Regions from separate parts of the Mus musculus genome. Here region 1 is linked to region 2. The links are chromatin loops, found by intact Hi-C in ENCODE. Cell type or tissue: heart. All regions are shown on one strand. Links, peaks and the distances in the headings refer to the core of each region. The heading gives the core; the rest is flanking DNA.

The links. Hi-C counts contacts between places; a loop is a spot of excess contacts. Peaks named below come from ENCODE experiments on the same cell type or tissue, not always from the same donor. Only the 100,000 strongest peaks of a DNase experiment are listed, where the experiment ranks them.
Region 1: it touches region 2 in a loop (2.8-fold over the local background); 8 of 42 quality-filtered maps call a loop at or near these places.

Annotation. Positions count from the first base shown.
Region 1 is chr4:63,838,148-63,849,430 of GRCm38, reverse strand. All of the region lies in intron 2 of Tnfsf8 (tumor necrosis factor (ligand) superfamily, member 8), which reads left to right. Among named protein-coding and RNA genes, the nearest start is that of Tnfsf8, 17 kb to the left of the region's middle. In heart, for the core only: CTCF peaks have their summits at 5,302 and 8,754 (motif pointing right); no DNase peak of the experiment used is centred there; H3K27me3 peaks cover 3,928 bases.
Region 2 is chr4:63,617,858-63,629,140 of GRCm38, reverse strand. It overlaps Tex48 (testis expressed 48), which reads left to right and starts at 6,708. Exons shown (of 5, transcript NM_029324.3): 1 at 6,708-6,735. In heart, for the core only: a CTCF peak has its summit at 6,491 (motif pointing left); no DNase peak of the experiment used is centred there.

The DNA of each region.
Region 1 (11,283 bases), core at 1,506-9,505, 220 kb before region 2:
CACTGACCAGAGCCTAGGATGCAGGGCTCTGCACACATGCTAAGCACAGGATATCCTTAGATCACATGAAATAAAAGAAAACAAAGAACAAAGTTGTCTTCTTGACAGCTGCTACGTTACACTTAAGATGAAAACACTCTTTCTGGGAAAGCATATCCCACTGTGCTCTGGTGTTAGACTGCCCCTCCCATCACAGGAAGAAAGTGACACAGATGCTAGGTTGGCTTTGTCATGTATTCTGTTTTCATGATCATAAGAGGCAGAATAAAGCAAACTTTCCATGTTACTCCCCGGTTTTTCATTTGAGGGAACAACTTTTGTTCATGAAATCCCAAGTTTGGGAAACTGTGGGTTTGACCACTTCCCAGCTCCCTCCTCACCTGTCCCTTGACTAGGAATATCCGAACAAGAACTAACACCAACACCAACACCAAAATAACCTCTGTCTTTAATTCAGGGGTTCGACAACTAGATTCTATTCGTCAATGCTGATAATACGCCTCACTAGGAATGTTAAATTTGCCTTAAAGACTTTTCCCTACTTCCTTTGGGTTGGTCTGAGGATCAGCCTTGAGAGTTATCAGTACGGGGTGGAGGGATGGGTGTATTCCCATTGACATTCCGTTTGCAGGTAAGTTTCTGAGATCCGGGAAGTCAGGGGGACTTGTTAAAGGCTATACAGAAGACAAAAGAGTCCTGCAAATATGAGACTCCAAGGTTTCCTCTGTTGCCCCTACTTCAGCCAGCACCCTGCTGTGCATGGCCCCTAACTCCCACTTTTAATGTACATGCATACTTACCTTGACTCCACAAATTGGGGGCCCTATAATAGGATGAGGGAGAAAAATAACATCTGAGGCCAAAACCTGGTTCCCACACCAGCAGGAACTGGTGTCTCTTTAGGAAAACTTTTCTCCCCTCTGAACATCACTGGACTAAATATACTAAATTAATTCAAGTTGGAGCTAGAAAGAATGCTTCTTTTACAAGCCTGTAGGCAGGTAAATGCTTGCTATGCAGCATGAAAGCCTGAGTCACATCCCCATCACCCACATAAAAAGCAGGAGCAGTTGTATATACCAATAATACAAGCATTGAGAACACAGAAACAGGAAGGTCTCTGAGTCTCACTGGCCAGGCAGCCTACCCAAACTGGAAGGCTCTGGGATCAGTAAGAAACCTTGTCTTAAGAAATAAGACAGTAGGGCCGGGCGGTGGTGGTACACGCCTTTAATCCCAGCACTTGGGAGGCAGAGGCAGGCGGATTTCTGAGTTCGAGGCCAGCCTGGTCTACAAAGTGAGTTCCAGGACAGCCAGGGCGATACAGAGAAACCCTGCCTCAAAAAAACAAAAAAACAAACAAACAAAAAAAAAAACCCCAAAAAAAAAAACAAGAAAGAAAGAAAGAAAGAAAGAAGGGAGGGAGGGAGGGAGGGAGGGAGGGAGGGAGGGAGGGAGGGAGGGAGGGAGGGAGAAGGAAAGAAAGAAAGAAAGAAAGAAGAAAGAAAGAAAGAAAGAAAGAAAGAAAGAAAGAAAGAAAGAAAGAAAGAAAGAAAGAAAGAAAGAAAGGAAGGAAGGAAGGAAGGAAGGAAGAAAGAAAGGAAGAAAGACAGCAAGCAATTGAGGAAGACATACTGTGTTGACCTCTAACCTCACATGTATGCACACATGAATATGTATGTGCACACACACTAGCAGAGCTCTTTGACACTTCCTGAGACTAGAATTCTCTTGTCCTATATAGAAAGAGAGAAAGAAATAGCCTGACAGTTGTCTGAAGAAAATCTGAAGCCACAATCTCTTTCACCAACAAACTAATCTTAAGCCAACACAAGAAACAAATTGCCCTTTTGGGAAAGGAAAAGAAGCAGGCAGGGAAAAAGAGAACACTGTTGCAAGACATCCCAGGCAGGGCAGACCTACTTTCCAGAAGTTCCTGGGAGGAAGTCCCAGGGATGGCATGAGGTTTGTCACAAGGACAGAAGCTGCAAGGATTGCAGCTACCATGACAGCTGTTGTAACCAGGAAACCAGCACTGACCAGAGCCTAGGATGCAGGGCTCTGCACACATGCTAAGCACAGGATATCCTTAGCTACAGGGAAACCACAGAAAACCACACCCGTGTTAGTAATGAGCCCTAACACAAACTTGTCATTCCTGGCCAGAATAGGACCCAGTCAATGGCTGACTTGCACTCGGCCCACTGTGCTTGAGGCTTGTTAGCCATTCAGTTGAATTCATGGACAAACTGGAAGGCTGGGAGGCAAGCCTGTCCTGTATGCTTCGTGCTGGGTTTTATTCTCTCCTCTAGCAGACAGAGGTAACATGCCTCCTGCAGAGAACCACCATGAACATGAAATCAAGCCAAAAATACACCTTCATGTTCCCACTTGGCTGGACCTCAGAGCATCCATCTGGTCCACTTTGCTCTTCCATCTTCCATGAAACAGTCTGCCTCCTCCACATACAGCTTAAAACCAAGGCTCCTGCATCCTCTTGTCATTTCTTGTTTTAATGTTTTGCTTCCAGTGAGTTTTGACTCTCTAGTGTTGCTCACTACTGGGCTCATTCGTCCAAATCTCAGATTATAGGGCTCTTTACCTGGATTTCCCAGGAGTTTCAACTACTGCCCTGGGTCTGCTTTTCCCCCTCCAGACCCCACCAGGCACCGTTCCTCACAAGGCTGGACTGGTAGGAATGAAGCTTAGCCAAGGCAGGTAGGTTAGACAGGATCTTGTACTGAATGAGATCAGGAGAAACAGCCTTCTCCAGAGACAGTTTTCAGTGAAACAGCTCTCTTTATTAGGGAAGAACAAGAACTATCTAACCCTTGGGGCATGGGTAGGGGCTTGCAGGGTGAGTGTTCATCTTTGGCTGGGGCACAAGTGCTGGGGAATGTTTCATTTGCATAAAGAGGAATCCCAGGTGCTTGTAGGACATATCCTTATAAGGGTGAGATGAAGTTTAACCTATAATCTGGCCAGCAGGCTATGTGACAACCTCAATGGTGGTGGAGGTGGGGGGTCATAAGGCTTACATTGCCTGGCCGTGCAAGCCCAGAGCAAGGAGGAAGCAGTCCTACTCCTGCCTGACTCAAGACAAGATTTTCAGGGTTTGGACACAATTCATCCTCACTCTTGCTCTGAACCAGCTCCCCTGGTCACACAGCTTTCCAGCCCCATGCCCAACAAAACCTCAAATCTTTGTATACCAATATCTGCAGAAGGATGTAAGATGTGCAGAAATGCTGTCAGGACAAAATGGTACAGTACTGTGCCTCCCAGCAGGTGGTGGAGGCGTCTGGGGTTCTCTTTTGTAAAGCTGAAGATATTTCAGCCACTAGGAACTTCTCAAAGGCTAGCATACTCTGTCACCAAGTTCTGGGATGGACAGAGAGGGCCACTGGTGCTTTGGGACAGGCTTGAGAGGGTCATGTGACCTGGAGTGATTCCATATCCTGTCATTAGAAAAAGTTGTTGGTTTGGGTTTTTTGTTTCTGTTTTTGGTTTTGGTTTTGGTTTTTGGTTTTGTTTTTTTGTTTTGCTTTTTTTTTAACTTGTTTATTTTGCTTTGGTTTTTTTCTTGCAAATGCTTATGTGGCCCATGGTACCCAGAGGTCCTTAATGTCCTGAGGATGTTCATACCGTCCAAAGCTAAAAGGGAAAAATGGGCATCAAAAGAGGTGAAATGAGGCAGGCTATATGATAAAGAAATACTGAGTGTGAGAAAACCGTACAGCCAGGGAGACTAATTTCTCCCCAGTATTTTACTGACCCAAATGGTCTATGACCATTTGTCATATAGAAGCCACACTGAAGGCACAAGGAATGACAGTCTTCCTTGTCCTCACACTCCCTTCCCCTCAGAAGAATAAACACTGGCTGGCAGAGTCTTACTCTGTCAGTGGAATGGGGCTGGATCCAGAATATCCACGTCTGCAGTTGTTACTCCTGGGTTCCATTTTTCTTCGTCCCCTTTGCAGCATCATACGATGCTTTCCCATGGGGATAAATTGCTTTTCAGCCGGTCACATACTTCACTTGCCACAAGGAACCTATTTGTTCCTCCAGTCAATCTTAACACACTCAATAAAACCTGCTCTTAAACCCACTTTCTTTTGCTCAAGGCAGAGATAAGAGGAATTAGGAATCTCTCTGTGGAAAATACCCAGGAAGTGAGCCATTCTGAATGATGTGGAATGGAGTCCTGCATAGGCTATCTAGCATTCTAAAGCCACAACTCCTAATTTTCATACATACCCAAAAAAGAATGAGGAGGCAGGAGACAACATGAGGTATAGGGGAGAGGAGAGAACACAAAGAAGGTAAAAAGGTTTCCATTTGATGCTAGAATTGCCAGATATAATTCCCAGTCTCCAGCTCCAGAGGATATGCCAACTTGCCTATCATCCTGCACTTTAAGAGGATGGAAGAAGGAGGGAAATAAAGGGAGAGGAGGGGGGAGGAGGGAAGAAGGGTAGATAGTACTAGACCTCAAACTGGTTCCTTTTTATACTCTGTTCAAGCCCCAGAGACATCTGTGTGCCAGGCAGGTAACCCAGGCCCCAGACCAGAGAAGGGGAGCCACTATTTGGTATTATTTGTGTGGTATGCAATAGGCTCAGTGTTGTCCATTATTCCATTTAATCCTCTTGCAAGCGGTTAAGGTGGATGCGCTCACTTTGAGGAAGAAGGAGCAACTCGGAAAGTCTCACATACTCGGGGTAATCCGTACAAGCAGTAGGGAACCAGGGTGGGATTTGGACTCACACGGGTCTCATATCCTGAGAGCGCTTCTGTGCTTCCGCACTGCAAATGAGCGGTGGCACAGGAAAGGCCATTTAGAATGTTAGAAGAGTCTTACAATGTTTCTTAAACAGCCCCACCACCAACTGTCAGGCCCATCAGTCTTTAACATGCATTACCTGCAATGAAGTGCCCTAGAGTCAGATGTGTTTACCTTACTACCACAACAGGTCAGCACTTCCAGCTCCCAAAAGCCTTCACAGTATTGATGTGGATCCTAACTTCATTTTAACCCATTTCTGTTCATTGTTTTCTCTGTGTTCAACAATAAGCATGCTGTCTATTAGGGATTTTTTTTTTCAAGGACCGTTGTGAATCCAGAGTCTCCCTTTTACATATGACTTCTCTTGAGATTCCTGTCTATATCATAAATATTCTTGGCCTGGTAGCATCAAGGAAATGGTTAGATTTGAAGGAATGTCTGTGAAGTGACCCTTTGCACAATGCCCGCCAGGTTAAGAGTTCCCATTGATCCCAAATTCGGCTGGGAATGAAGATTCCTCTAGATGTCGCTGTTGGGACTTTCCCTGGGTATTCATTCTCCAGGGAAGAAGAAACTAAAACGTTTCTTCTGTTTCTTCAAAGATTAAGATATTTCCAAGAGGTCTTCACCCTCCCCTCCCCCACAAAATCAGAGAGTCTCAAACAATTGTGTAGAGAACTGAGAAAACCTACTCTCACAGGCGATACAGTGTTTCATCCCTCCCCGCCCCACCCCTTCAAATCAGAGAGCCTCAAACAATTGTGTCCAGAAGTGGGAAACTCTACTCTCACAGGTAATACAGTGTTTCATTTTAATGAGCATCTCGTTATCTAATCCTCTCTGTATGGCATCACAGAGCTATCCCAAGAAAACAAGAAAAAGAGACAAAAAGAAAAGCGACCTCACATTCTCAGAGTCACGGCTAGCCATGTGCTGTGTCTGTTACTAGACATCTGTAATCTTAATGTGTGTCATATTAGCTACGCATCTCTGTTGAGTGTCACTGGGTTTACTTCACTGGTACAGTAAGGAGCTGAAGTTCTGGGAGAGGAAATGACGGATCCAACACCTTCACTAGAACCACATGTTCTCTGAGAAGCACCATCTGCCCGGTCCTTATAGGAGTCGTTCTGAAGAAGTTGACTAGGTCACAAATCATCTGACTCGAAAGCCCCATTTCCCTGACCTGTGACTTGACCCGGGCACTCTCCCAGACTCAGGATCAGGAAGGCACCCTGAAGCTGCTTTCCCAGCAACGTCCTCCAGCTGTCTCCTGAGGCTTCAGTCCCGGGTGTGTGTAATGGCTACAGACTCATCTCTCCTCCCTTTAACCCTCACTGCTCTAGAATGATCTAGAAAGGCATTTCTACATCTCAGTCAACAATGTTCCCCATCTAAATAGGAACGCTAAAATCTGAAAGAGAATATTCCAGACTCCCAACATCCAAACATCAACTAAGCCTCTTCTCTCAGAATAAACCCCTCCAGACTCAGGCACTGAGGAGACAGATTGCAGAGATACAGTCTAGATGCTCAGTCCACAAATCTCTGGAGCCACAGCAAGATTCCTACTGCCTGGGGCACCTATACAAGTCTTCATATCCACAATAGACTATCTTATCATGGGTTCACAAGCTGATGAGACTTGAGTTGCATGACTGGTACCCCACAAAATATTGTCTAGGTCTTAGCAAGATCCCTGTGACTTTCAAAGCGGCCAGCCCACTTTTTGAACAGCACTGACTGGCCAAATATTCAAGCTCCCATCTCTGTGACTTGGGTTATAACTTGGGTGTCCTTCTTATATGTCTGCCCCGGAAACCATGTGAGGAAAAGGAGATCAGAGTGGTGTTAGTTGTCAGCTGAGAGCATTTTAAGCCTTCAGAAGCCACTAAGACTCTTGGGGTTTGAACCCCACCACGCATCCTTCACTCTTCTTTTGCTGACACCTCCAAAAGTGAAGTAACAGAGATGGCACCCTTCTCCAAGGTCTTCTTCCAGCTCAACAGTGTCAATCTCTCAATACCCAGCCCCTCCTTGAACCAACTCCAGCAATGGCATTCTTAGAAGGAGAAGCCTGTGCTTAGTCTTAAGCATGAAACTATCTAATCAATTCTTGAAGAAAAACTACAGTATGCCTGCCATTTGACTTCAGGAAATGCAAATGCTTCAAAATAAGGTAGACTTTTTCCATCATTGGGTTTCTCAGAATTACAGCTGAGGTCACCCCACTGTACACATGAAGACCAAAGGGGAAAAACAGAAGAAAAAAACGCCTGCATGTGTGAGAGACAAGCCTGGGCTTGTACTTCTGCCACCATCTGTAGATGCTCAGCTCTGGCAGATATCACCACAAGCCACCTGATACAGAGGGACCTTAGGACTAGAGAGATAGAGCCTGTTTTTGATGTGACATCCTGGCTTTGATCCAGGGCATGAATCCTACTTTTCCACCTAACTTAGAATCTGTGAGAGTCAGGCCAATATTCTCCCTGCCAGGGGAAAAAGCAAGCACTCCTTCTCACTACACTGATGCCCTTAGCACTGGTCCAGCCAGAGCTACAGAAGGAAATAAGAGAGATGGTCTAGTTGACTCCACTCAGCAAATGCATCTTCTTGGCTGATCAGTAGGAGAGACTAAACAGTAGTCTCTGCCAGGATGTGTTTTAAAGGACAACTGGCTTGATAGAGGCAGGGCATTCCACTTGACAGGAACCAGAGGTATGCAGGTGGAAGCATATCCATGTAGTTGTGTACTGGAGCTGCACGTCTCCAAACTTGTGTAGAGTGGGGGGAAATCCGTTTGGGCATTAGAGTCACACTGACTGAGTTTTGATCTCCACCCTACTAGCAACTAGATGTGTGGCTGAGAACAAGCCAGTTAACCCTTTCTTATTCATCTATTTATTTATTTATATTCCAACTGCTGCACCCTCATCCCATTCCTCCCTCACAGAGTCCTTCTTCCCATTTCCCCTCCCCTTCTCCTCTAGGAGGATGCTCCCCCACTCCTCACCCATATATCCCCTCCCACCCTGGAATATCAAGTCCCTGCAGGATTAATTATGCACATCCTCTCCTGCTGAGGCAATACAAAGCAGTCCTCTGCTTCATACTTCATACGGCATCTGCATCTGTTTCAGTCAGCTGCCGGGTAGAGCATCTCAGAGGACAGTTATGCTAGACTCCTGTCTGCAAGCACAACATGGCATCCGTAATAGTGTCAGAGATTAGTGTTTACCCAAGGGATAGGTCTCAAGTTGGGCCGTTATTGTTTGGCCATTTCTTCAGTCTCTGCTCCATCTTTGCCCACCCTCCAGTTAAACTTTTAAAACCTATAGTTTCTAATGTAAATAACAGAGATAACTGTAAACTATCTCTCATGGGATGATTGTAAAAATTAAATCTCTTATGGGATGCTTGTAAAAAAATGTAAAAATGAAATCATGGCTGTAGCATGCTCAGTAAAACATTACAGAAATAGTCAACATTAGTTATGATGGTGGTAGTGGTGATGACATTTATTACTATTAAGACACAGAATAAAATGAGGGAGGGTATGGGCTGATACTGGAGAGATTGGGAGGAGTCAAAAGCCCATCAGAGCTGTAGGGAACATAAATTAGAAAGTGATTCACAGCAAAGAGAGTCCGATTTGCATCTCTCTGGTTTCTTTTGGTTGATGTTCTACAGTCCCAAAGATGAGATTGGACAACAGTCACACTTCCTTAGACTATTACACTTTGGGATCAAATTTCTGGTTATACACATCCACGAGTATGTGCAGGGCAGCAACAAGCCTCACAAGAACACTGCTTAGATGATAATTATGGGCTAAGATCTAGAGAGTGGAAGCTGGCCTTCAGCCTTTGATGGGCCAGAAGCCCCGTGTGAGTCCAGAACAGCTAGAGATGAATACTGCCCCTACTTCTGCTGGGGGTTCCTCTAGTAGTGAGCTTGCTCAGACAGCAGAGGGAACCCTTCACTCAGCTTCTAGCTGTTCTCGGGGCCCCAGGGTCTTTCTCGAATGAATCTGGACAATAAGATAAAGGAAGTAACTGGTAGTACCCATGTGTCTCTGTTTAGTTTCTGTTTCCAGGATCTGTCCGTTGGTGAGTCGGGTGTTGAAGTCTCCCACTATTATTGTGTGAGGTGCAATGTGTGCTTTGAGCTTTACTAAAGTTTCTTTAATGAATGTGGCTGCCCTTGCGTTTGGAGCATAGATATTTAGAATTGAGAGTTCATTTTGTAGATGAACTTTTGGTAGATTTTTACCTTTGATGAGTATGAAGTGCCCCTTCTTGTCTTTTTAGATAACTTTGAGTTGGAAGTCAATTTTATTTGATATTAGAATGGCTACTCCAGCTTGTTTCTTCAGACCATTTGCTTGAAAATTGCTTTCCAGCCTTTTACTCTGAGGTAGTGTCTGTCTTTATCCCCGAGGTGGGTTTCCTGTAAGCAGCAAAATGTTGGGTCCTGTTTGTGTAGCCAGTTTGTTAGTCTATATCTTTTTATTGGGTAATTGAGTCCTTTGATGTTAAGAGAAATCAAAGAAAAGTAATTGGTGTTTCCTGCATGGTACTGGTACAGCGACAGACAGGTAGGTAGATCAATGGAATAGAATTGAAGACCCAGAAATGAACCCACACACCTATGGTCACTTGATCTTTGACAAGGGAGCTAAAACCATCCAGTGGAAAAAAGACAGCATTTTCAACAATTGGTGCTGGCACAACTGGTTGTTATCATGTAGAAGGATGAGAATTAATCCATTCTTATCTCCTTGTACAAAGCTCAAGTCTAAGTGGATCAAAGAACTCCACATAAAACCACAGACACTGAAATTTATAGAGGAGAAAGTGGGGAAAACCCTTAAAGATATGGGCTCAGGGGAAAAAATTCCTAAACAGAACAGCAATGGTCTGTGCTGTAAGATCAAGAATCGACAAATGGGACCTCATAAAATTGCAAAGCTTCTGTAGGGCAAAAGATACTGTCAATAAGACAAAAAGGCCACCAACAGATTGGAAAAGAATTTTTACCAATCCTAAATCTGATAGGGGACTAATATCCAATATATACAAAGAGCTCAAGAAGCTGAACTCCAGAGATTCAAATAATCCCATTATAAAATGGGGCTCAGAGCTGAACAAAGAATTCTCAACTGAGGAATACCAAAGGGCTGTGAAGCACTTTAAAAATGTTCAGCATCCTTAATTATCAGGGAAATGCAAATCAAAACAACCCTGAGATTCTACCTCACACCAGTCAGAATGGCTAGGATCGAAATTTCAGGTGACAGCAGATGCTGGTGAGGATGTGGAGAAAGAGGAACACTCCTCCATTGTTGGTGGGATTGCAAGCTGGTACAACCACTCTGGAAATCAGTCTGGCAGTTCCTCAGAAAACTGGACATAGTACTACTGGTAGATCCAGCAATACCTCCCCTTGACATATACCCAGAAGATGTTCCAACCGGTAAGAAGGACACATGCTCCACTATGTTCATAGCAGCCTTATTTATAATAGCCAGAAGCTGGAAAGAACCCAGATGTCCCTCAACAGAGGAATGGATACAGAAAATGTGGTACATTTAGACAATGGAGTAGTACTTAGCTATTAAAAAATGAATTTATGAAATTCTTGGGCAAATGGATGTATCTGGAGGATATCATCCTGAGTGAGGTAACCCAATCACAAAAGAAGTAACTTGATATGCACTCACTGATTAGTGGATATTAGCCTAGAAACCTATCAAGGAGGAAGACCAACGCATGGATACTTCATTCCTCCCTAGAATAGGGAATAAAATATTCATGGAAGGAGTTGCAGAGACAAAGTTTGGAGCTAAGACGAAAGGAAGGACCATCCAGAGACTGCCTCACCCAGGGGCCCCATCCCATAATCAGCTACCAAACACAGACATTATTGCATACGCCAGCAAGATTTTGCTGAAGGGACCCTGATATAGCTGTCTCCTGTGAGACCTTGCCAGTGCCTGGCAAATATAGAAGTGGATGTTCACAGTCATCTATAGGATAGAACACAGGCCTCCAATATAGGAGCTAGAGAAAGTATCCAAGAGCTGAAGGGGTCTGCAACCCTATAGGTGGGACAAAAATATGAACTAGTCAGTACCCCCAGATCTTGTGTCTCTAGCTGCATATGTATCAGAAGATGGCCTAGTTGGCCATCATTAGGAAGAGAGGCCCCTTGGTCTATCAAACTTTATATGTCCCAGTCAGGGGAATGCCAGGGCCAAGAAGTGGGAGTGATTGGGTGAGGGAACAGGGTGGGGGAAGGGTATAGGGGACTTTTGGGATAGCATTTGAAATGTAAATGAAGTAAATATCTAATTAAAAAATGTGGAGGAAAAAGAAAGTAACTGGGAGCTCAGGACATACTACTCAGAGACAGTATGTAAGCTCGGCAGGGCGTGGCTCCTATTGTATGAGTTTAAAACTGTTAGTTTCTGAAGGATGGACTGAGTGGTC
Region 2 (11,283 bases), core at 2,184-10,183:
AAGAAGATCCAGCGACAGGCCCAAAGTGGGATCTAGCTCAAGGGTGGTTCCAAGGCCTGACACTATTACCGATGCTATAAAGCGCTCACAAAAAGGGTTCTGTCCTGACTGCCCACCAAAAGACCCAGCAAGCAGCTGAAAGAGTCAGATGCAGATGTTTGCACCCAACCAATGGACAGAAGCAGCTGACCCTGTTGTTGAATTAGGGAAGGCTGAAAGAAGCTGAGGAGAAGGGCCATCCTGTTGGAGGACTAGCAGTCTCAATTAATCTAGACCCCCGAGATCTCTCAAACACTGGACCACCAAACAGACAACATACACTACCTGTTATGAGGCTCCCAACACACATATAGTAGAGGACTTCTGGGTCTGTGTTCATTCAGAGATGATGCACCTAACTCTCAAGAGACTGGAGGCCCCAGGGAGTTTAGAGGTCAGGTGGGGAGGGAGGGGGGAATGTGGAACAGTCAAAGGGTGAATCAGGGATGGGGCAATAAAATATGGAGTGTAAAAAATAAATTAATGTTAAAAATAATTTAATATAAATAAAGAAAATATCATCCTGAGTGAGGTAACACAATCACAAAAGAACACACATGTTAGGCACTCATTGATAAGTGGATATAAGCCCAAAAGCCCAGAATACACAAGATACAATTAACAGACCACATAAAGCTCACGAAGAAGGAAGATCAAAGTGTGGATGCTTCAGTCCTTAGAAGGAGGAACAAAATACTCAAGGGAGGAAATCTGGAGACAAAGTGCTGATCCAGAGACTGCCCCACCTGGGGATCTATCCCATATATAGACACCAAACCCAGACACTACTGAGGATGCCAAGAAGTGCTTGCTGACAGGAGCCTGATATAGCTGTCTCCTGAGAAGCTCTGTCTGAGTCTGACAAATACAGAGGTGGATGCTCACAGCCAACTATTGGACTGAGCACGAGGTCCCCAATGGAGGAGAAAGCACTGAAGGAACTGAAAGGGATAGCAACCCATAGGAAGAACAACAATATCAACCAACCAGAACCCTCAGAGCTTCCAGGGACTAAACCACCAACCAAAGAGTACACGTGGAAGGACCCATGGTTCCAGACGTATATGTAGCAGAGGATTGCCTTGTTGGATATCAATGGGAGGAGAAGCCCTTGGTCCTGGGAAGGCTCAATGCCCCAGTGTAGGGGAATGTCAGAGCAGGGAGGTGGGGTTGGGTAGGTGGTTCAGGAGCTTCATAGAAGCAGGGAGAGGGAGGATGGGTTAGGGGGTTTCTGGAGGGAAAACCGAGAAATGGTATAACACTTGAAATGCAAATAAATAAAATATCCAAGAAAAAAAAAAGGAAAAAAAAAAGAAACCAGATATCTTGAATAGACCAATGACTCATTGCAGTGAACATTTGTAAGTGAAGATGTGTAGATACAGGGATATACTGTGAGACAGTGTATGATATACTACAGCTTCCACAATGAGATGTTTTCTATGCTTTTTTTTTGTTGTTGTTATTGTTTGTGTGTGTATTTTATTGGAGGGGGAGTTTGCAAGGTCAAAGGTCAGATATGAGGGGCTAGGGAGATGAAAGGGACTGTGGTGCATGGTGTGAAACTCACAAAGAATCAATAAAAAGGTTTATAAAAGAATGTTTAGGTCACAGCATCTTTATTTGTGACCGTTAAAAACTGGATTCTATGCAAATACCTTTCAGTGAGCATGGACTCCCAAAGACCTGTGGTCCATCGTTACTCAACAACGAAACAGTTAACCATCACTAAAGCAAGCTCAGACTGAAGGGGATCACGAGGAGAGCGTGCTGAGTAATAAACGCCAACCTCAAGTTTGTACAAGCACACAGCCCATTTCCGTTCATGTCACAAATATGAACTGACACAATGTGAGGATGGAAAGCAGGTTCCTAGGGAAAGAGTGAGTGTGAGAGAGCAAAGGGAGAGCACAGAGGGCCCTCCTAACTCAACATACGTTCTATGGGTGACACAGGGAATTGTACTTTTGATCAACTTGAAAGCCAATATCGCCAGCACGCGCGCACACACACACACACACACACACACACACACACACACACGAGAACATGTTAACTATGAGATTTACATAAGCTCTGTGGGTCATACCAGTGTTATTTTCCTGCTTCTGATCTTGCAGGAAGGATACAGGAAGAGCTGAGGGGGGGGAGGGTGCCATGGATCTTCTCTATACATTGCTTTGCAAGTTCCTATCGACATCATGCTGTCACAAAATCAAGGGGTTTTATCATTATTGCATTAGTCCGGGAAGGCACGCACAGAAGTCAGAAGATAACTTGTGGGCATGGGCTCTCTCCTTCCACCACGTAGAGCCTGAGAATCTAAGTCAGGTCACCAGGCTTGGAGGCTCGGGAGTCGGGAGTGGGAGGCTCGGAGCAGGAGCCTTTTCCCACTGATCCATCCCACCAAAATAAAGGTTTTCTTTTGTTGTAGTTATTGTTGTTGCTTTGTTTTATTTTTTTTCCAAACCTGAACTTATCCTCATCCAAAATTTGTTCCTCTTTCCAAATTTTCTGATTTCACAGCCACAGATATAAAAGACATGGAGGTGTCGGCTCAGGCTCTGCCTTGTCCCTCACTCACAGGACGATTAATATTATCAACTTATCTGGATTTAGAGTCACCTAAGAGACAAACCTCTAGGCAAGTCTGTGAAGATGGTTCTAAGCTGAGTTAATGAGGTGGAAAGATCCATGGAAAATATGATTGGCACCAATCCATGGGTTCAAATCCTGAACTACATAAAAAGGAGAAAATGGGTTAAGCACCAGCATCTCTCTCTCTCTCTCTCTCTCTCTCTCTCTCTCTCTCTCTCTCTCTCTGTGTGTCTCTCTCTGTCTGTCTCTCTCTCTCTTTCTCCCTCCCTCCCTCCTTCTTAACTGTGGATACCATATGAACAACTGCCTCTATCTCATAACCCATGCCTTCCCCACCATGGTGGGTCAGAGTGTCAAACCATTATAAACCAAAATAAACCTTCCTTTCACTAAATTTATTTTTTCAAGTTCTTGGTCACAGCAATGAGAAAAGTAACTAGCCCTGATCTTAGCATCAAATAATACTGATGCAGCAATGGCAACAACATTCACTGAGTGTGTCTCCTCTCCCGGGAGCTCTATTTACAGGCTTCCAGGACTGGTCTAACTTGTCCCTCAAATCAGCTCTACTAATTATTCCCGCTGTAAACATCAGGAAACTGAAGATCAGAAGGGTTTATGGTTAAGGGCAAAGTCGAACAGTAACTTAAGATAATAAACTTCCTATCCATGTGATCTGTCCCCAGACCTGACTCATCCTAACCCCAGTAACTTAGTTCAAGATTTCACTGCTCACTGCCTGAACCAGACCAATACAGGAAACTTCAGGCTAATCTTCTCACTCCAGACCCAAGGAGAGGGAAACAGCCTTATCAGACATCCTTGAACAGTAAATCACCCCAAACAGAAGGCAAAGTCTTAGTTCCCAGGCATAAAGGGATTTCCCCCCCCCCATCAGTATTTTCACCAACTTGAATATATAAAGTGTAGTGCATGAATCATGAAGTACCTGCTTACAAGGATTCAAAGACTGTCCGCATTTACAGCTCCATGTTGAATGAAACTATTTGGAAACGTGACTCTCCTTACTCTCTGTGTCCTCAAACAATCTCACTCAACTGCTTCATGAGCTCTTTAAGATCAGTGTTCACAATTTCCGCAAACAGGGATTTCCAAGAGTAAGCTATCTTCAAGTCTGACTCTTGGGGAATCCTGGTTGTAAGCTCATGTTTAATGCTGTTCATGCAAGGTTCATCTAAAGGATGCCTCCATGACAACGGGGAAATTAAGGATCCTCTGAAAACCATTTGGACAAGTGTTCAAGGTAGCAAGAGGCGATACAGGGGTTGGAGAGGGTTAAGCAATAATGAGGGCAAAGAGGTGTGGAGAAGGGGAGAGGGTGTTGGGAGAGTGGATAGCAGAAACTTGGGAAGAAAACATGGGTCCACTTTGAGAACCAACTTCTTTGTGACTGGATTTGAGAAAATTCATACCCAGTACTCTAAACATAACCAGAAGTCCATGCCTGGGGAAGTGACAAGGCTTAGGGAAGACCCTAGTGCCGTTGATTTACTCAGCAGATGTGCTGTCAAACTGCCTTCTGAATATTTATATTGATGCCTACTGACTATTGTTGCTCTGAACCTTAGCCAGGGAAACTTCTTGTTGTGTAATAATTAATGCAGAGGCTCATATTACATCAAAATGCTCAGAATACAGGAAGACTGAGTTCTGAACCCTGTATAAGACATCTGTATCACCCATCCCAAGGCTAGGGGAAGGAACATCATGGGAAGAGGAGGAAAGGTTAAGTTTCAGATAGTGGATATAGCACTATAAAATGTTGTCTGCTGGACAGGATACATTCATTCACTCATAAACTCACGGGAACTGTGGTTATCTGTACAAGGCCCTTGACATTCTGTCACGGATGAGGAAGAGGCTCCAGAGGCACTCCCTGAGCAGCCATTGGCAGTGAACGGCTACCAAGGATGGAGGAGCCATTTTCTTCAATGCAATAGCCACTTGTTAATAAATAACCCCCAATCCATGCTCATAGAAACAGCCTTAATCAAACTCAGTAAGTCACAAAAACGAAAAAGAAAGAGGTGAAGGGAAAGCCATGAAAGCAGGATGGGGACTCTGAGAGGGAAGGGGGTCCTTATGAGTAGGATGATAATGAGGGGTAGATGTGATCAAGAATCCATTATGTGCATTATCAAATAACAAGAATAAAATAAAAATATAAAACTATTCTGTAAGCCAATGGGTTTCAATACTGTCTGAAAATTTTTCAAACCTACTAGTGCCTGGATTCTACCTTCCCAACACACACACACACACACAGAGAGAGAGAGAGAGAGAGAGAGAGAGAGAGAGAGAGAGATCTTCTGAGCTGGGAGCTAGAACTGGCATTTTCTAAAGCTTCTTTGAGCATTTCAGAAGCAGCCTAGAGTTGAGAGCCATCATGTGGGTACATCATGTGATTCCCACATTGTAATTCAGCACCTTTTTTAGTGTATAAGTGTTTGCATGTAGAGTCCAGCGGACACCAGGCATCCTCAGCGTCATCTTCAGGAACAGCATCTACCTAGCTTTCATTATCATTATCGTTGCTGTTTGTTTTCATTTGATTACCTCTTTTGAGTCAGGGTCTCACTAGGTAGACCAGGCTGGCCTTGAACACAAAGATTCCCCTGCCTCTCAGAGTCCTAGGGTTAAAGGCATGTGCCATTATATTCAGTTTATCATTACATTTGAGACAAGGTCTCTACTGGCCTGGAGCACACCAATTAGGCTAGACTAATCAGCCAGCAAGCTCTTTCTTCACTTCCAGTACTGGGATTAAAAAATGCACAACCACACCCAGAATTCTTTTCAAAGTAAATCGACTTACTTTGGGTTAAAAAGTTCCAATACTAAGGGTTTTTTTCTAGGCAACAAATGACTGTTGAGGGAGAATTAGCCTCCCCTAGAGAAGAGCCCTTAACTGTTTATCCAACGCAAGATGGTCAGCCCTAAAACCATATGTACACAAACAGCAAAAAAAGAATAGACTCAGCATATAGTATGTATATATTTGTGCATGCCTACACATATAGCAACATATTGCATAAGTCCTAGGAATTGAACCCAGATCCTCATGCATGCACAGCAGGCATTTTATCAACTGAGCCATCTTACCAGCCCCAACTTAATACATCCTGATTACACAAAGAAATCACCAGGAAAGCTTTGAAACCATACTGGTACCCAGTGTCTAGAGTCCCTGAGATTCTGACTTGTTTAGGAATGGACCCCAGACAGTCCAAGTTTCAACAACAGTACAAGGGAAGATGATTGGCAGCCAGACCCGAGACTCTTCAGTGCTCCTATGAAGAAGCAGTGAGTGCTACTTGCCACTGGTACTTTTAAAGTTGCTTAACCCCCATCACCCACCAGCACATAAGTCCAGCACTGACTTCCATTTGTTTCCATCTTCTGTTATACCATGACCTCTACATGCATCCAAAGACAATGCTGATAGAGGGGTTTCACCTAACGTGACTCCCCCAAATAGCACCAAGATGTTCCAAGTGGGGAACTGAAAGCCCACCCCATAGGGTGAGGAAATTTCTAGGAATCCATCAGGAATCAATTCCTCTTTTTCTGGAAGATGGGTTGGGAAGAAATGTCACTTGTTTTTACACATTGCCACCACTCCCCTTCTGTGGAGTTGTTACTACAGCATCCAGGCACCTGCCCAGTGCTTACAACTCTGATGTCATTTCATCCTGGAAATACATGGAGGACACATAACTATTATTCCTATTTTACAGAAGGACAGCTGAGGCATAAAGTCCATCTCCCTGAGGTTAATAGCCAGATACATTAGGAGACAGACCCTGCCCCATGCTTTCTCGTGTAGTGCTGTAGCGCCCCCTTCTGGCCTGACACCCTCAAAGTATTCCACACAGACAGAAGAACTTGGATTTCTGTTGCTCTGAGGGACAGCAATGGTGGACAGCTTGGCATCACACACAGAAAGATGGATCATGATAGGAAGGGTCAGCAGGTCACAATAGCCTCTTTCCTCCCCGCCTTATGGTCTAGTCCAAAAGCCGGGTCACTAACGTTCTCTGTGACATCACAGCCTCCTTTCCTCTCTGCCAGCAACAAGTAAGTGGGGCTCAAAGGTAAGGCCTAAGGGTGGGAGGGGTGACATTCCCTGCACCAAAGGGATGGCAGTGTCCCCACACTGGTGGAGACCTATTCATTTGCTACCAGCATCAGACACAATCCTTCCTTGGCCTCTACCCTCAGTTTCTCTCTGCCTACCACATCCCCACAACAGTGATGAATGACCCTAAGTGACTCCTCCAGCTCTAGAATCCTGCCTGCTTCACCTTAGTGACCTTGCTTCACCTGGTCAGCATGTTCTGAAGTCTCCGGAGACCTGAAACTTAAATAGGACAGGACAAACCAAGAGCCTCTTCTTTGACTCTTGTCCCCATCTAGAGATGGGTCATAGTACTGCATGAAAGTCTCCGCCCTCCTCCACTTCAACACCAGCATCTCTTACATTCTGAGGCTTCACAGCATGCCAGAAAGCTGTGCAGGCCACTTTCCATTGCTCTGAGTCTTCACATGCCACTTTGCTTTGCTTTGCTTTGCTTTGCTTTGCTTTGCTTTGCTTTGCTTTGCTTTGCTTTGCTTTGCTTTGGGATTTCCAGGTTACAGATCAAAGAGCTGAGGTTTTAAGACGCTATATATTATTTTTCTATGAAATAATCATAAAGAGTTATACCCCAAGGGATTAGGGATGTAGCTCTGTTGGTAGAAGGCTTGCTTGGCCTGTATGAAGACCCAGGCTCCATCCCCAGTACCACATAAACTAGGGATGGTGGCCTCCACCTTTAATGCAAGCACTTGGGTGGTAGAAGTAGGAGGTTCAGAAATTTGGGGTCATTCTTGCAATATGGAGTCCAAGGCCAGCCTGAGCTACATAAGACCCTGCCTCAGAAAAATATTTACTTTCCAGATAATGCTCTTGTGAGTTGCCGGTTTCCCTAAAAGATTTCCCAATTCTGGAGAGTAGGCAATTTACAACTGCCTATCATCAGGATTTCCAGGTAAAGATATGAAGAGCACAGCAGCCTTCATAGAACCCCATTCCAAGTTCCTGAAGCACAGCCAGTGGCTGTGATCTCCAAGGCCTATAGCTAAAAGGGACAAGGGCACAATGCAGTGTACGTTTAAGGGAGAGGGAGTTTGAGTACTTGTGTTTTCTTGTATGTGCATAAGCTATTTGGAGGAAAGGTTCCTGTTTGACATGTGGCACAGAAATGGAGTTTGTTTCCAGTTAAATGGAGAGCTGTGTTTTCACCACAGATAGAAGAGAGCTTTATAGCCAGTGCATAAGGGTCTGGGGAGGCACTAAGGCTACCTACCAACTGCTAGGATTCCAGAGACAAGAGGCACTTGGGCATCTAGGACCTTCTAGTATGAGATGACAACAGTGTGCAACTCTTCCATCATATTGGCCAGTAGCACTTTCATTAATAGATGACTTGTGATAATCTGTTAGCATCTTCCCAGGGAAGTAGGTCTGTGCCTAGGATTTGTGGATACCCTTTTCCCCTCTCTGTGTTACCTCCCCCTGCTCCCTCAATCCTAGTTGTAGGAAGACCCTCTAAGCTTGTCCAAATCTTTACCACTGACACCAGCTATCCTTGAATCTTTCCACTCACAAAAATGAGGTTTCTGGCTGCAGCACTGTTTCTTCTCAGCTTTGATTTTCAGTCTCTTGCTGTGCCATGTGTTGGACCGGAGGTGCCTAAAAAGCACTTGACTCTAAACAAGCATATGCTGAGTGAATGACAGGGAACAAACCATGGCTTCAATATCTTAAGAACTGGAAAACCTGCAAACACAGCAATCAAGAAGCTGAGGCAAGCCGGGTGGTAATGTGATAATGGTGTACACCTTCCTTTAATCCCAGTACTCAAAGGCAGAGGCAGGCAAATTTCTGGGTTGGAGGCCAGCCTGGTCTACAGAGATTTCCAGGACAGAAACCCTATCTCAAAAATAAAAAATAATTTTAAAAAAAGGAAACAAAAAACTCAGAGATGGAGGAGGAAGAGAAGGAGGAGGAGGAGGAAAAAGAAGGAAGAAGGAAGAGAGAGAGAGAAAAGAAAGAGAGAAAGAAAGAAAGAAAGAAAGAAAGAAAGAAAGAAAGAAAGAAAGAAAGGAAGGAAGGAAGGAAGGAAGGAAGGAAGGAAGGAAGGAAGGAAGGAAGGAAGGAAGAAGCAGAAATAATCCAGGTCAGCCTAGGCTATATAAGAAGACTTGAAGAAAAAGGAGGAGGATGAAGAGGAGGAGGAGGAGGACGAGGAGGAGGAGGAGGCTACCTACTCCTTTAGCTGAGATCTAGGTTGACTTCACCTGTAAGGATACAATGTGAAGTATTGGTAATAGGCACCCTAGTTAGCCGAAACATACAAACACATTCTATAATACAACCCATAACTGCCAAGCTTACTCAGTTATACATCGGGGTGTGGGCTGTGTGATTGTGTCAGTTACAGTGAAAGAAAATGATCTAGATGGTCAAGGTCTCTAGTCCTTCAAACTGTGGAAGAGGACACAGCCTACCATAGGTACCAGGGAGTCAACCACTTAAAATCACCTAAGTATTTGTTGCACAGAACGATAAACCCCTGACGGCACTGGGAAGACTGGTGCCCAACCTAACAGCAAGCCTCCTTAAGTAATCATTTCTACTACCCCCATATGACAGACAGACACAGGCTATTAGTTTCCAGAAGAGTAGGAAAGCACAATGGTGCCATACAAATGCCTAGTCTCTAGAATCCCTAGGATTCTGACTTACCTAGGAATGAACCCCAGACAGTCTGAGTTTTGACAATGGTGCAAGATTTATTTTTTCCTGCAACTTCTATGTCTTAGTCAGTGTTCTATTGCTGTGAAAAGACACCATGACCTCAGAAATTTGCATAAAGAAAAGCATTTAATTGGGGCTGTCTTATGCTTCAGAAGTTTAGTCCATTATTTTCTTGGTGGAAAGCATGGAATGGCAGCACTCAGGCAGACAAGGGAACACAGGCAGATAAAGTGCTGGAGAGGTAGCTGAAAGGTCTACATCGGGATCCTCAGACAGCAAGAAGAGAAAGACACTGGGCCTGACTTGAGCATTTGAAGTCTCAAAGCCCACCCCTAGTGACACACTTCCTAGAACAAGGCCACACCTACTTTCACAAGACCACACCTCCTACTAGTGCCACTCCCCAATGACCAAGCATTCAAATCTATGAGCCTATGAGGCTATTCCTTTTTTTTTTTTTCAGCTTTTACACACTATGTTACATGGACAACTAGATCCAATTTTTTTTAATTTTTTATTAGATATTTTCTTCATTTACATTTCAAATGCCATCCCAAATGTCCCCCATACCCTCCCCCTGCCCTGCTTCCCTACCCACCCACTCCGACTTCTTGGCCTTGGCATTCCCCTGTACTGGGGCATATAAAGTTTGCAAGACCAAGGGGCCTCTCTTCCCAGTGATGGCCTACTAGGCCATCTTCTGCTACATATGCAGCTAGAGACACGAGCTCAGGGGGTACTGGTTAGTTCATATTGTTGTGCCACCTATAGGGTTCCAGACCTCTTCAGCTCCTTAGGTATTTTCTCTAGCTCCTCCATTGTGGGCCATGTGTTTCATCCAATAGATGACTCTGAGTATGAGGCCATTCCTATTCAAACTATCACACCCTATTTTAGGTCTGAGCCTTTTATACAAAATAAACTTCTTGGTTCTTCTTAGTTACCCAAGATTATTCCTCAAAAGTCCTTGAACTATTGACCCATTTTTCATTTTGTTTGTGACTCTGAGTCTTTGTCCTCAAGAGTGGCTTTCAAAGGGACTTCTCAAGTCTGTTTTGCTTTTTAATTATACAAATTGAAAATTATAATTATTTAGATATCCTGGTCTTCTCCACCTTGTAATTAAATACTTTTTCCCCTTTGTCGATGGTCAAGTATAAAATAAACATCTCAGCACAGATATGAAACACCGGGGCCAGAGAGTAGCTAACAGAAGCCAGAGTTAGATTCAGTCACTGTCTGCTGCTCTGAAATTTGAGAGGAATCTGAATATTTGTACTCTGCCAGCTCTATCTTAAATCTCCCTCACTGGATCCAGCATCTAACATAGGTGTTTTCAGGGTTTCTGTGTGTTAAAGTTGAGCTATTAGTGTGGGTGTGAGGGGAAAGTTGGATGGGGAAGGAAAGAGGCAAAGAAAGTGGGTTTCAGAAGGTTTGAGTGGGAGCAGGATCTCTTGCTTTCTTTTGTTATTTCTTCTTCCTTTGTTTTCCTCACTAGCTCATACAATCTTCTCTTGTTTTCAATGTCCCACTTGAAATCCCTTGTTCTTAAAATCCAAAGTTCATAATAGGCCAGGAGTATTGGCATATGGCTTTAGTCCCCGCACTTGGGAGGCTAAGGGAGGAGGATCTCTATGAGTTCAAGGTCAAGTCTGATCTACATAGCAAGTGCAAGCCAGTCAGGACTACATAGTGAGATCCTGTCTCAAAAAAAGAACAAACAAAAATCCAAATTCATCATAATAGCCTTGGTAAGTCCACATCATTTGGTGAAGTTGTTGACATTAAGTAGACGAGAATATGAGTGGCAGAGAGGAGCAGTG